Regions from separate parts of the Homo sapiens genome. Here region 1 is linked to region 2. A link is an interaction called in ENCODE POLR2A ChIA-PET data of the cell type or tissue named here. Cell type or tissue: Panc1. All regions are shown on one strand. Region 1 has its middle 39 kb from the start of ARHGEF3. Region 2 overlaps TASOR (transcription activation suppressor).

What was found. ChIA-PET counts read pairs that join two places held together with the same protein. Peaks named below come from ENCODE experiments on the same cell type or tissue, not always from the same donor. Only the 100,000 strongest peaks of a DNase experiment are listed, where the experiment ranks them.
Region 1: POLR2A ChIA-PET joins it to region 2 with 12 read pairs; 2 of 35 experiments call an interaction of 5 or more read pairs at or near these places.

What each region holds. Positions count from the first base shown.
Region 1 is chr3:56,839,246-56,841,745 of GRCh38, reverse strand. It overlaps a transcript of ARHGEF3 not described here. Among named protein-coding and RNA genes, the nearest start is that of ARHGEF3, 39 kb to the right of the region's middle. RefSeq lists a silencer at 1,631-1,925. In Panc1, no CTCF peak of the experiment used is centred here; DNase peaks (open chromatin) are centred at 1,185 and 1,752.
Region 2 is chr3:56,677,915-56,680,414 of GRCh38, reverse strand. The region is part of intron 1 of TASOR (transcription activation suppressor); the gene reads left to right. Among named protein-coding and RNA genes, the nearest start is that of TASOR, 4.1 kb to the left of the region's middle. In Panc1, no CTCF peak of the experiment used is centred here; no DNase peak of the experiment used is centred here.

The DNA of each region.
Region 1 (2,500 bases), 160 kb before region 2:
TCAATCTGATGGCTGAAAAAGGTAAAGCATGGAATCACAGTGATTACATAGCTACTCTGAAATGCATAGAATCACACCCAAGAATTTTTCTAATTAAATGCTCTTTGTGGGGGTGAGGTCTCTGAGTATGAAACTATGTAACTAAAGACTTAGAAACATCAGACTGTGGGTGCTTATGTTTAAACTTAAATTTTTAAAATTTCTGGTTAACTGTGTGCATAGAAAAGTGAAGTTTATTCAGCTACTCAGCTTGTAAGTGACTGCCGTGATGGAGAAAGTGGGAGTGTGAGCTGTGCAGAGCTGATGGCAACTAACTGGGTAAGTTATGTCTAAATGGAGGACATGGAAGATCTCATGTAAGACTAACAACCAGGAGCATGCTATAGCTGAAAGGGGGATTTGGTTGAGGAAGCCCACCCAATAAGAAGCCAGCAAGTTCTTCTCACCACCTCTTTGAAATTTCTGCCTGACTAGCTGGTGGTTGACTCAAGCTTTTCCTGCCATTGCTACTTTAGGGAAAGATCCCAGCCAAGGTTAATTTTTCATCTCACTCTTGCATTGAGATGTCACAGTGGGCAAATCTAGGGGTCTCAATAATTCGTCATTCCGTTTTGACCTGAACTTGATCAGTATAGATGAGGAGCCAGGAGTATTTATCTACTGGGGGCAAAGAGAAGGGGTTTTCCGTGTTTTTGCATCCCAAAATGCTAATTTAAATATTCTTAGGATCAGGTGACATATTCTGGTGCAAACAGCTTTCTTTGGTACTGCTTAACTGTGTGTATGTTAATAACTTTGCTGTTTTAATCTTACAGTTTTTAAAAAAACCTTTTCTATCTCAGTAAATCTTTCTAACCATGAAATTTAATAAAGCAGCATTCTAGAAATTCTTACCAAAGAAAATGAAAAATGTTAGTCTTCATCTCATGAAGGAAATGAAATTGTTTTTTTAATTTTTGAACAAATAGTATTAATGTTATAATATGTTAGCAGGTGAATTTCCAAATGCACTCCTGGTTGCTCTTTCAGCCATTCAGGAATAAGATTTGTCTTCTCAGTTTTAAAATTAGGTTCAGAGAAGAGGTCCCCAGAAACATGAGTCAGGGCAGAGATGAGCTTCCATCTTGGTGTCTCAAACAAGGTTTTGTTGATTGTTTATGGTGCTTACTCACGGCACTGCGCTGAGTCCCTCAGCAAACACCCACTTCTGTGAGAGACGGTCTGTAAACAATGAACTGTGGCTCAGGGAATGCATGTTGTAATAGAGATATTTTAAAAAGCAGACATTTTATGGGAGCATACTTGGAGCCTCAACCTTCTTACCTGTAGAGTGTGGAAACTGGACACATCTCTGTTCCCTTTCCAGCTTTGAAACTCTGGGATCCTGCAGAAATGCAGACCACTTCTTGTCCTAGAACATTTGTTTTGCAGGATCATTGAATAGTAAATACACCATTGGATGCTGTAAATATTTATGGTCCCCTAAATGGGGGTGTTTTTTCCTGTTGTTGACTGTTGTTGGCTGGCTCTCCTAGGCACTGCATGCCTTTTTCACTGAGTCTAGCAGAGAAAGCTTGTACCTCTCATTTGAAGAATGTCTGGGATGGTCTTAAAAAGCAAGTTATTTGTCTCAAAGTGCTAAAAATATCCACCTAAGAAGAAGGTGGGCTGCCAGAGCTCCGTCTGATCCTCCATTTCCTCTTAGTAACTTGAAGGAAAATGCAGAGGATGACACACGGCCAAGATGAGATAATGCCTGGGATCTGGGGGTTGAAGTCATTCCCAGGAGGATTCCTGTCAGATGAAACGTGTCCGGGCTCGAGAGCACCAGGAGCCTTCGGGATTGTACCACTTTCTTTCCCAGATTTTGCAGACCTAGGGACCAGACCCTCCCTTCCTCAGGTGGGTAAAAGGTGGTAATGTGATCCTGTGTTGTGAGCTGTCAGGTTCTAAAGGAGGGTAGCTTTCTAGGGTCAAAGCATCCTTGCAATGATGATTTGATGCAACCAGACCAAATCAGTGAAAGCTCAGCTGCCAGACCCCTTGAGATTTGGGGATAGGGCGCAGAGTGTAGACAATTTGATTAGACAACCAAGACCTCATTCTTCTTTGTTTCGTTGTTTTATATTTTTAATAAGCTTTCATTTTGGAATAATTTTAGATTTACAGAAAAGTTGCAAAGATAACACAGAGAGTTCTTATGTACCTTTCCCAGCTTCCCCTGATGTTAACATCTTACATAACACAGTGTATCTGTCAAAATCAGGAAAGTAACATTGGTTTAGTACTGCTAAGGAAATGACAGACTTTATTTGGACTTCACCACACAGTCTTCTTTAAAAACCAAAATGTTGTTCTGTGAGTTACCTGGAGTGTAAAATAAAATAAAATGAAAATAAAAAAATTCAAAAAAACCCAAAACGTTAAAAAAACTAATGTCACACACACATCACAAATACTCATATACTAATACACAAGAATATATATATATAATCCAGCC
Region 2 (2,500 bases):
TTTGGTCTTCCCAGTAGTGTGACATCCAAAATAACTGCCATTGTAATTGAGTAATAATATTGGCAAACACTTGTATAGTGCCTAATAAGTTGTGGGCATTGTTCTAAGCAATTTACATACATTGACTAAATCTCAACAATGTTTTGTGGTAGGTACTATTCCCATTTTACAGATGAGGAGACTAAAGTACTGAGAAGTTAGGTAACTTGCTTCAGGTCACACAGCTAAGTTGTGGAGATGGAATTTGAAGGTAGTTGTAGAGTACTTTTACTACTATAAAAAAGAAAAATCTTGCTACCCAGTTTGAATAATCTAAGGGTTTAAGTTAGCTGCTTTTGACCTGACCTGTTAGTAACAAAAACTGTTCCCCCCCTTCATTAAATATAGAAATATTTAGTATGTTTTCATCCTTGGGGAATTTTGACATTCAGAAATTATGTTTACTATCAACATTTGGTTGGTACTGACATACTAAGTGCGTCTTTGACTGGAAAGGTATACATTTTACTGTTTTTGATGTATGTTATTTATTGGCTGAGGCATGATTCTTACATTTAACCAAATTATAGAATTTAACCAAATTGTAGAATTGCATTTTGTTGGTAGATGTTTCACTATTGCCTTCTTTAAATCTAGTGAGTCATAAAAAGTAAATTAAAATTGGTAATTGCATTTGATGTAATTTTTCCCTCCAAAGTTCTTGGGAAATGGAGTAGCGATGATTCACTTTCTGGAAAACGTTTATTGGTTAATGTTTTTGTAGGGTCCAAGGGAGTCTCAAAAATTAATTGCGCTCATGCACTAAATTTCCATACTGGTTTAGTCCAGAAGTAATGGCTAATTCTCCTAACCTCCATCTTCCCCCACAAAATTTTCACTTGCCTTTTTGAAGTCATTGGAGCCAAGTCTCATTCTTAAGGAAATTTCCATGGTATTTCATTAGTTGTATATGGATGAGTGGGTTCTGAGAACAATAGCTCTCTCCATACATAATAGCAAAGTAATCAAGGTAAAATTTACTTTGAGCTATCCTCAGTCCAAAAAACTTTGTTTCGTATTTGTACTCTTGATTCCTGCCAGCATATTCATTTCTAATTGTACACTATGTTCAACCTTGTTGATGTAGAGATGAAGTACCCACTCCTAAAGTATTGTCTGTGGTAATTTTTTTTAGAATGAAGAAAAGTGATTTTAAAAAAAGATCTTACTGTGAAGAACAAATGGATGGAGAGTGGTTGTATTATAATCATTAATAGGCGTCAGCTGTGAATTCAGAAAATTTCAGATCCTCAGCCTCTTCTTGCTAATTATTTCGTCATCTTCTATGTATTAGTTACTTTAAATCAGACAATTGTTTATTTGTACTTCGTATGACCCATTTGTATGTCTTTTTTTTTTTTTTTTTTGGAGTCAGAGCCTCTGTTGCCCAGGCTGGGATGCAGTGTTGCGATCCCGGCTGACTGCAGCCTCTGCATCCTAGGTTCAAAGGATTCTCCTTCCTTAGCCTCCCCCAGTAGTTCGGATTACAGGCATGTGCCACCACGCCCAGCTAATTTTTGTATTCTCCTTAGAGGTGGGATTTTGCCATGTTGGCCAGGCTGGTCTGGAACTCCTGACCTGAAGTGATCCGCCCTCCTTGGCCTCCCAAAGTGCTGGGATTACAGGCATGAGCCGCCACGCCCAGCCCCATTTGTATGTTTTGATAGGAATGATATGTCTTTTAAGTTTAGCTTTTTTAAATTTATGTATATATGATAATATTTTTTGTGATACATGTATACATAATACAAAAAGATCTGCCTTAACACCAAACAAATTGGTAAAACTAATTGATGAAGATGTTCTTTTGATTAAGGAACAAAGCTGTTTGATGACCTAAATTATATATCAATGCCCACTGCCTTTATAAATACAACCTTCAAATCTTGAGTGTGGGCTGGGCATGGTGGATCATGTCTGTAATCCCAGCACTTTGAGAGGCCGAGGTGGGCGAATCACGAGGTCAGGAGTTTGAGACCAGCCTGGCCAACGTGGTGAAACCCTGACTCTATTAAAAATACAAAAAATTAGCTGGGCCTGGTGGTGGGTGCCTGAAATCCCAGCTGCTCGGGAGGCTGAGGCAGGAGAATAGCTTGAACCCAGGAGGTGGAAGTTGCAGTGAGCCAAGATCGCGCCACTGCACTCCAGCCCGGGCAACAGTGCAGAACTCCATCTCAAAAAAAAAAAAAAAAAAAAAATCATAAGTGTGTTTTGTATGATACTAGTAATAAAAAATATTTGATGATAGTATGGCTAAGAGTCAGGAAATTTGAATTCCAGTTGAAATTCTATGATACTATCAGTTTCCTCGTTTGAATTATAAATCTCTAAGTGCCCTTGTAAATCTGCTCTTCAGTCTCGTAAAATACATCTATAATTTGTAAGTAGGGAAACCTTGTGTGATCAGTAATCAACTTAGCTGTTCTTCTGACAGGCATTTAATGGAAATCGATCAAATAAG